Regions from separate parts of the Homo sapiens genome. Here region 2 is linked to region 1. A link is an interaction called in ENCODE POLR2A ChIA-PET data of the cell type or tissue named here. Cell type or tissue: OCI-LY7. All regions are shown on one strand.

Region 1 (5,000 bases):
ACATCCAAAGGAAGGGGGAAGCTGGGCTTCATGGGGCATATGCTAGAGTCGCCTTACCCTCTAACACTGCCCGTGTCTTCCTTATTGCCACTACCCACAGAATTGGGGTGGATGTGGTCCAGTGGGAAGATCTAGAGAGAGATGAGGAAGGCTGACTGGGGGCCCAGTCCTCCCCAGCCTCCTAATACACTCATCGCTGGGTTGCCCCATATGCTCAACACTGGAATGTTGTCCCCCAGGTCAATTCTTAAAATATGAATAAGTCCAGAGGTAAGTATTATATTTAGCATCACTGGGTGTGTCAGATCCTCTTCCTGAAGGCAGGTTTGGCTGGTTGTGAGGGAGACAGAGCTGGAGGCACTAGCCCCACACACAGCAGGGGAGAGGTGGTAGGATGACGTTACCTTTGAACATGGAAATGAGTCTGAGACTAGGTGGGGGCCTCAGAGACACACCACTTCATTAGCCTTTTTTTTCTGTAGGGCTGTTTCTAGTTTTGAGGGCAGGTATTGAGTGACTCCTGGCTCCAAGAGCTGGCTTGGGTTGAAAGGGCCCTCTTTTTAAGTTCCGTCTCCCATCACGTGATAACCCAGCTTCTGGAACCTCTGCATCTTCTTCCAGCCAAGCCAGGCAGAGCCTCCAGCCATAACCAGGATGTGTTACAGACTAGGGAAGCTGAGGCAGTGCAGGTACTCCTCTGCCTGAAGTGGTTAACCCCATCACAGTGAAACCTCAGAAAGCTGATGCCTAACCCCAAACTCTAATACCTGGAGGGCTAACCCCAAGGCCCTCATTCACAGAGGCCTATGAATCATGTGTTTCCCTACCAGATGGAAAGCAGGTGTTGTCCTCTTCTCCCTGCCTCCCCTCTTGAGCACCATAATAAGTTCTAAGGCACACAAATCTCCTCAATGGAAAAGTAAACGTTCTTCCTTAAAAAAAAAGAAAAATGAGGGAAGGGAAAAAAAAGTGTGTCAGATTTTCCTGGCCTACACTACTCTTCTAGTTTATCAGATCTAAATGAATTCCTATTAGCAATAGCTTCCGTGGTTTTTCCTACTTTAAATAACACTGTGTTGAAACACACATCCTTTTTTTTTGTGGGACAACTGGGTTGCAGTTTTTCAGCTCCCAATATTACTTTCATGTTCTCTTTTTCTTCCTGGCTGATTTGAGTAACAGCAAAATGCAGCCATTGCCAACTCTTGAAACATTTCTGGCTGCCTTCCTTTTCCTCTCTCAAAACCTAGGCTGCTGTCAAAACCTTAATTCATAGTGACTTATTAGCAACCAGAGCAAGTTGTAGAATAATCCATTATAAAGAAACCAAGCTTCACTTGGAATCTGTGAAGTTGCTTCTCAGAAAGACCTTATTTTCTAGAACTGGCTTCAGCGGGAATTCAAAGGGTCACCCGTGGGGTGGCATCAGCCCCCACTCCTTTGTTTTATCTTTCAGGGTTAGGGGAGAGTGATGGCTGTGCCCATTCTGTTCTTTCTCACTTTTTTTTCCCTGCCTGTGAAACTGACTTGTACACATTCTTGGGAGCTGCGTCATGACAAGTCCCGTAAATGATTCACACTGAAGTGACCTTTAAAGAGCAGAGTAGAAACCAGCAGGATTTGGGGAGCCTAGAGCTGTGTAGGAGCCAAGCACCCAGGGCTTTCTGTCCCTTTCCTGTAAGTGGGAGCTCACTATTACCTCTCTGGCCACTGATCCTGGTCATGTGATTTGGTGATGATTTTTAATCACCAGGTGAATGCTGGCAATATTTATGTATACTCCTGTGTAAGTTAAACCTTGGAGATTGTGCCGCAATTAAAATTCTGAAAGTGAAAATGAGATGAATAGGCACCCTAAAGGGTTGGTGGATGGGCTCTGCATTATGAAGAGGGAAACTTTTTTAACTCATCAATTTTTTTAAATTTTTTCTGTTTTATTTGTAGCATTAAGTGGCACCAAAACGAATTAAATTAATACAAGAAACAATTTAACCGAAGCTACCAAGGAGTATAAAAAGTTCGCCAAATGCTTATTATGTCACAACTTTCTAAGTTGTTAGTACCACAGATGATTGGAACCAGAGAGCTTTTGCTGCTTTATAAAAAGTGTTTTTAAAATGCTATCCTTTTCCCTATTTCCAGAAGTAAAAATGATCCTCCTGATCATCCCATCCTTTCGTCTCTCTCCATTCTCTTCTTCTACCATCAAGGAACCGTTGTGAAAGGGTCATTTTTAATCTCTGTGGTGAGGATTCCGAGAATCATTGTCATGTACATGCAAAACGCACTGAAAGAACAGGTAAGGCTACCTCCTGATACACAGCACGTTCTGTGTTTGGGTTGCCAGAAACTTAATTACTGGAAAACTACAGCAGGTCCCAGGACAGAAATGTGACCTGTGACAGCGGGCCGTGCAGAAAGCTCCTGCACTCCTCAGCTCCCATCCCCCGCCTCTCCCAGCAAAACTTTTATTTTCCCAGAGTCTGTGTTTTGTTTATGGTTTTGTTTATTGGGTTTTCTCCAACTCGGTGGAGATGGCGTGGGGAGGGAGTAGTTCTGAGTTAGCTGATTTTCCTTCTTATGTAAATGCCAAACAGACGGGATGAACTCTTAAGGTGAAATTTAAACAAGTTTTTTTGTGAACATTTATCATGCCTTTTTAAGTAAAAAAATATACCATAAGATAGGAATAATATTTGTTCATTTCTGTTTTGATGCTAAAATATTGCCTGCCTTTTGTGTTTCCTAGAGACAGTCATGGGAAATTCCTGGTGTGTGTGAGGAAGAACGAGGGAGAAAAGGAGAGGGTTTGAATGAGAGTGTGTATGTGTGTGTACATGCGTGTGTACACATGCGCTTGAGAGTGAGAAATGGGCAAGCTGACCTACATCTCAGCTCAAAGGACAGAGAACTGTAGGGCTTTTGTGCCTGGGGGATTTCTCCTCCTAGTTTTTATTTCCATGCACATTTGGTTATGAATGCCAGTGGAAACCAGAACACCAGGAAAACAGCTGTTCTCATGGTATTTCTGGCCTGCCAAACAAGAGAAGATTGGACTTTTCCCAAGTCTTCTGTTCTCACACAATGTTAATCTCTTCCCCCGTCACCACCTTAGAGTTGGTGACTTGGTCAGTTTCACAAACTTACCTGATTCCAACCTTTTGAGTATAGCTATGTGTCCTTAGTAAATTCAGGACATTTTACCAATAGGTTTACATTGTATTTTGGAATTGTTTTCATTTACTTTTTAAAAAGATATCTGAATTGTTGATATTTTAAAATCTATAACCAAGATTTAAAGTTAGTTTATCAATTAGAAGCAATTGATTGGATAACACATAAAATTATCTGGCTTCCTTATCTGGAAATGCATGCTAAGCAGTTGCCCCTGATTGTAGAATATTTTCTTGTATTTCTATTAATATTTTGCTTGGCCACATTTTGATGACTTGAAGAGGCATTTCCATATCCAGGGCAAAACTAGCTACTTTTGGCTCCTGCATTTTGAAATCAATCCTTCAGTCTTAGGAAACTTGCAGGATTTCTTGAAGAACAGGACAGCGTTTTATTTTAAATCTATTTGTGATATGTGTGTGTGCGCATTGGTAATAGATAATCATAAATTAATGAGCAGCCGGGAGCTTGCTCTCCCTCCTAAAGCTAGGCATTTTAAACTCTCTGGGGAAACGGCCTTTCATAAATCTAAAAGAGAAGGCCCAAGGACCTCAGTGGAAGGCCCAAGGTCTCTCTGACTGAGGTCTAAAAGGTTATTTATCACTTCCCAGATCCCACAAGGACCAAGGGCCAAAATTGCTTTTAGTGATGTCACTATTGGGAAAATGTGTCCTTTCTTAGGTTAAAAAAAAATTTCTTCCTCAGCAGCCTTACTGCCCCACACTGTGTCTACAATTTAAATGTCTCACACAGCCACTGTGTGATTTTCCCTAGTTAAATAGGCTCATTCACCAACACAGCCAGGCTGAAAAGTGTCCAGATCAAGTTTCATCCAATTGAATTCACATTGGGATGAGAAAATGTCCATATAAGGCTGAGTTATTCCTGGGGTCCTCATCCTAGGCTATTTCAGGATTGTTTTCAGGGATGTGTTCACTCTGGAGAGTGGGTAGGATGCCTCCGAGCACCCTTCCCCCAAGAGGTTCATTAAAGTATTCATTCTTAAGCTATGCACAAGTTCAAGTTATATTTCAAAGGAGTAATTTATCCCTCGAAATTTAGTCCTGAAAAAAATCTCACTACAGGATTTATTTCCTCCAGAGTTAAACTTGATTCTTTATTTATGTGGGCACATAACTAGTACCTACAGTGTATTATTTGTTTTTTTTGTTTCTGGGATGTGGATTTTTCGTGAATATAAACTTTGGTTTGAAAAAGCAAAGTGTACCATTTCAGACACTTAAGGGCAGATGAAGGGGGAAGAGAGGTTTTTTTTTTTACTGGAACCAGAAGGCCTGCTTTTGTTTTGCTGTTCAGTATGGACTAACCTCCCTAATAGCACCCCTAACACGTAAGTCCACAAGACAGAAATGTTGCTCCTCAGTAATACTAGAACCATAATTAGTAGTAGTAGTATGCACACAATAGAACTTCTCCCACGCCACCAGTGTTTCCCCAGGTGCATAAGTAAAAACTGTGTTTCCTCAGAAACTGCCTGCTTTTCTTCTTTCCTGTGTTGTTTTTGACTCTGTTCCTTTGTTCTCAACCTGATCCAGCAGCATGGTGCATTGTCCAGGTACCTGTTCCGATGCTGCTACTGCTGTTTCTGGTGTCTTGACAAATACCTGCTCCATCTCAACCAGGTACGTCTCTACCTCTTGCCTCAGGAACACACAGAAGGGTCCAAAGGTGGGCTTCATCTCTTAGGTCAAGGTTTGGCAAATTCTTCTCTAAGGGGCTAAATTGTGTAAACATTTTAGGCTTTCAGACCAGTCTCTCTGTCACAACCACTCAATTCTGCCATCATGGCAGGAAAGCAGCCATAG
Region 2 (5,000 bases), 110 kb after region 1:
TGACAGAGTGAGACTCCGTCTTAAAGAAAAAAAAAAAAGATGTCCCCTAATATTCCACCCCCTGATTTACATGCCCTGGATAATCTACTATCCGTTAGTATGGGTGGGATCTGTGAATATCATGACATGTCATTCCTCTGATTATGTTACATTAACATGGCAAAAGGGACGTAATTATGATCCTAATCAGTTGACCTTGAATTAATCAAAAGGGAGATTACACTGACTCAGTCATGTGAGTCCTTAAAAGATAGGAAGCAGGCCACCACAAATCCTACAACTGCAAGGAACTGAATTCTGCCAACAACCATCTGAAGGTATCTGAAAAGGATTCAGAGTTGCAGATCAGAACTCAGCCTTGGCCATCATCTTGATTTCAGCCTTTTGAGATCTTGAGCAGAAAACCTTCTTTGCCTGGATTTCTAACCTACAGAGATAATGTATTGTTTTAAGCCAATATATGTGTGGCAATTTTTTACACAGCGATAAAACTAATACACAGATCACTGACTGACTAAAGAGGAGATAGGCCGGGCGCAGTGCCGCATGCCTGTGATTCCAGCACTTTGGAAGGCCAAGATAGGAGGATTCCTTGAGACCAGGAGTTTGAGACCAGTCTGGACAACATAGTGAAACCCTGCCTCTTATTTTAAAAAAAGAAGAGATGAATTCGCTGATGTGACATTATGTAAAGCAGCAGTTCTTAAAATGTGGTCCAAGGTCCTGGGGAGTCTTCAAGACGTTTTTAGGGGTTTATGAGGTCAAAACTATTTTCATAGTAATATTAAGATGTTATTTGCCTTTTCCTTGTCATTCTTATGATGGTATAGTTTTCCAGATGCTACAAGATGTGTGATGATATTGTTCTGACAGCCAGTGGAATATGTCCTTTTATATTCTTGCGTTTAAAATTTTTGTCTAGTTTCTACAATGGTAAATATTGACAAATATAGCTCACACAAACAAAAGCTCATTGGGATATATTTTTTTTTTTTCTGAGGCAGGGTCTCACTCTGTCACCCAGGCTGGAGTGCAGTGCCATGATCTCGGCTCACTGCAACCTCCACCTCCCAGGCTCAAGTGATCCTACCACCTCAGCCTCCCAAGTAGCTGGAACTATAGGTGTGCATCACCATGCCTGGCTAATTTTTGTATTTTTTTTGTAGAGATGGGGTTTTACTGTGTTGCCCAGGCTGATCTCAAACTCCTGGGCTCAGGTGATCCATCCACCTCGGCCTCCCAAAGTGCTGGGATTACAAGTGTGAAACACTGTGCCCAGCCAGTTTTCAATAATTTTTTAGTATAATGAGGTCCTGAGATCAAAACGTTTGTGAAGCACTGGTCTAGATAAAATATAACTGAAGTGAGCCTAGACAAGTCTGAAGCTATAATTTTTTTCTTTTTTTTTTTTTGAGGTGGAGTCTCGCTCTGTCCCCCAGGCTGGAGTGCAGTGGTGCCATCTCAGTTCACTGCAACCTCCACCTCCCTGGTTCAAGCAATTATTTGCCTCAGCCTCCCAAGTAGCTGGAATTACAGGCGCCCGCCACCACGCCGGCAAATTTTTTGTATTTTTAGTAGAGATGGGGTTTCACCATCTTGGCCAGGCTGGTCTTGAACTCCTGACCTTGTGATACACCCACCTTGGCCTCCCAAAGTGCTGGGATTACAGGCGTGAGCCACCATGCCTGGCCAAATAATTTATGTATTTAATTAGTGCCTATGTTTTGTACAGAGCTGTGGTGTAAATACTATCAAAAGTGGAACAAGGATACAAAACTAGAATGAGGTACAGTCCCTGAAGACAAACATAAATAATCAGCAATAGCATTCATTATTCCTTCCACAGGTGTTTCTAAGAACAAGGACTGCAATTCGATGGTATATAACTCAGCACTAACCTTTGGTATGGGTGGCTATGTCACAGAGTTATTTAGAGAATTTGCTCAAGCTAAATGAAGACAAAGACTTTGTGGGTGGGGCAAAATCTAAGTTGGGAGTGAAGTAGAAGGAGGACAAATATTTAAGGCATTATCCTTTGGAACTCAGGTAAAATACCACTTTCTTAGAAAGGCCTTTCCTGATTTCCCTATCTAGAACACCAACTACCTTCTACTCCGTCATAGTACCCTGTTACCCCATTTATTTCCTTTTGAGGACATTTTTTCTTTTTTCTTTAAAAAAAAAAAAAAACACCTAACGTAGCTATTAAGGTAAGCCTGGCTGGAGCTAGAATGCCTTGGTTCAAATCTGAGCTTTGTCACTTTCTAGTTCTATAATCTTTAATAAATTACTTAACCTCTCTGTGGTGTAAATATTATAAAAAGTGGAACAAGGGCCGGACGTGTGGCTTACACCTGTAATTCCAGCACTTTGGGAGGCCAAGATGGGTGGATCACCTGAGGTTGGGAGTTCAAGATCAGCCTGGCCAACATGGTAAAACCCTGTCTCTACTAAAAATACAAAAATTAGCCAGGTGTGGTGGTGCATGCCTGTAATCCCAGCTACTCGGGAGGCTGAGGCACAAGAATCGCTTGAAGCCAGGAGGCAGAGGTTACAGTGAGCCAGTAAGGTGAGATTGCACCACTGCACTCCAGCCTGGGCGATGGAGCGAGACTGTCTCGAAAAAAAAAAAAAAAAAAAAAAAAGAAAGAAAAAAGTGAAACAAGTATACAGAACTAGCATGAGGGGAAGTCTCTGAAGACAAACATAAGTAATTAACAAAATCATTCATTTGTTCCTTCCACAGGTGTTTCCTCAGTTCCTCAATAAAACTTGCTCATCAAGCAAGAAATTTTTGTTGAAGAGCTGGCTTAGGTTGTAACTATGGGACTGAAAAGGAAAGGGTAGATATGAACTAAGTCAAAGGCAGAATCAATAGGTGATGACAAAGGAGAGGAACAGTAAAAGTAATTTCAAGGAGAGAAGAGGAAGACGAGAAAATTCTGGGGATAATGAAACAAAAAAGGCAACCAATTATAATTGGGTAAAGAAAGAGTGAAAAAGCAAAAATGATCCCAAAGTTTGTTGCTTGAGGGACATGATAGAAGCTAGTGGGCTAGCATTAGTTAACTACTCCAGTGCGAAAAGGAGGAGCTATGTCAAATTCATGTTTAAAATGAGTGGGCAGCAGGAACACAGTTGTAGATGATTTGTTTTTAGAGTGCTAGAGGGATGGGCCCTAACAAAAGAATGTTGAAGGCGGACAAGATTTGGGTGTCTGCTCATTGTGCGCCAGGGCTGAAGTCATGGGAAGAAACCCCGTGAGGCTCAAACGCTGACCTGTAGGGAGAAGGACAATTTTCTTTAACACTTACAATGATGTTCTTATTGTTGGTAAAAGGTGCTTAATACATTGCTATCAAATGCCTTTTGGGGGATGGGGCTTTTCAGAAAAAAAAAAAAGCACTCATTCAACCCAAGGAACTGTATAGTAAAGGGGTACGTTTCTCAATTTTAACTTACCATGTATCTTTGAAAGGTAGAATGATGTGTTCCAAGTTGCTTTTATAAGGGGAAGCTTGGGTCATCTCCTTCCTAGCAAGGACATCTTGCTATTCAACTCACAATTGTCACCACTCCTCTTGTTGACACGGTTTCATAGCACTCTTCGTTCCAGGCTAAAGTTTCCTGTCATGATTTTTGGGCATCCTTTTTGAAACAGTTAGACATTCTGACCTGGCAAGCTACTGAGACCTTTTAGGATAGCTGGACTGTAGATAGAAATCTTCCAGGGAAGTAGGTGTGGGCAGGATGTGTGGTTTCCCTGCCTCTCATTTGAAGACTGATTCAATTAATTTTTTCATGAACAGTCTCCTACAGTAAAAGTTGCATTCAGAGTGTTCTAAGAGAAACTGGAAGGGACAAGCTAGCTACTCATCTTCTTCAGTTTGAGTTGGGACTGGCGCACTATCTTTCTGAATGTCACAGAAATGCACAGCAGGGAAATTGTGCCACCAGCCCCCTCTGCTAATGGGACCTTGAGGACTCAAATTAGCCATAACAGTAACACACAGCAGAGCATGCACTTGTTTACCAGAGTAATCTGAATGATCAGGAAGATGCAATAACACATGTCTCAGCCTGGCTCTGAATGAGTACACAGCAGCCTGAACCTATGAAAGATATAACATTTCTAAACTTTTGGTGATATAACACATACACATTCTTTCTCTGACATTCCAGGCTAACCACTGTCTTAAGTTAAGGCTCTGCAAAACATCTGGGACATATGTTTCTGGAAAAAATTATAGCATCTTTTCTACAATTCTCTCTGGTCTGATCTTTGTTAAGCTCTGACCTGACAGAAGCCTCTGCAGCAGGATTACCTGTGGGGGCCCAGGGAAGCTGCCCCACAGCACAGAGAGGCATTCACTAAACGCAGTTCACTTTCCCTTACCATTCATTTACCTAGTGCCACTCAGGGAACAAAGTACAGAGCAGAGAAAGCCTTAAACAGCAATAAAATGCAGATGCTGTTGTCCCTGAAAAAATCACTTTCTTTCTAGAACAGTCAAGGCTTATTTCACCTCAGCCCCTGGTTGTATGATACTAATACGCTCTGATACTCCAGGGAAGCAACCAGTGACTGAGATTTGAGGATTAAAATCAAAGCACAATGAACTATCATTTGGCTGCCCCAGGCCCACTAAATCCAGACAGCAAAGTGTTCTCACCATTCTGAGACACCTTCGGCTACACATTTCTCCAGCCAAAAACCTAGGAAGATGTCCGGCTGACAGATGCGCCTGTTACATGATTCAGAGAAGACAGTTTTTTTGTTTTTTTTGCTTTTTTTTTTTAAAAAAAAAAAAAAGAAAAAAGGCTGGATCAGCCTCAGGATTTTAATCTTACATGATCGTGGATAATCATGTCTCTTTTCACAAAAATTCAATCACTTCACTAATCACTATTTATTAGATTTATATCATACTTATAAAGCAAAAGATTTAAGAGGAAAAAACCTATATATACTACAGGAGAGAATCTTCTCTTTTCTGTTT

What was found. ChIA-PET counts read pairs that join two places held together with the same protein. Peaks named below come from ENCODE experiments on the same cell type or tissue, not always from the same donor. Only the 100,000 strongest peaks of a DNase experiment are listed, where the experiment ranks them.
Region 2: POLR2A ChIA-PET joins it to region 1 with 11 read pairs; 6 of 35 experiments call an interaction of 5 or more read pairs at or near these places.

The regions. Positions count from the first base shown.
Region 1 is chr1:94,862,601-94,867,600 of GRCh38, forward strand. SLC44A3 (solute carrier family 44 member 3) reads left to right here. Exons shown (of 15, transcript NM_001114106.3): 11 at 2,143-2,299; 12 at 4,731-4,817. Among named protein-coding and RNA genes, the nearest start is that of SLC44A3, 45 kb to the left of the region's middle. RefSeq lists an enhancer at 3,758-4,259. In OCI-LY7, no CTCF peak of the experiment used is centred here; no DNase peak of the experiment used is centred here.
Region 2 is chr1:94,976,670-94,981,669 of GRCh38, forward strand. ALG14 (ALG14 UDP-N-acetylglucosaminyltransferase subunit) reads right to left here. Exons shown (of 4, transcript NM_144988.4): 4 at 1-5,000. Among named protein-coding and RNA genes, the nearest start is that of CNN3, 52 kb to the left of the region's middle. In OCI-LY7, no CTCF peak of the experiment used is centred here; a DNase peak (open chromatin) is centred at 2,712; H3K27ac peaks cover 574 bases.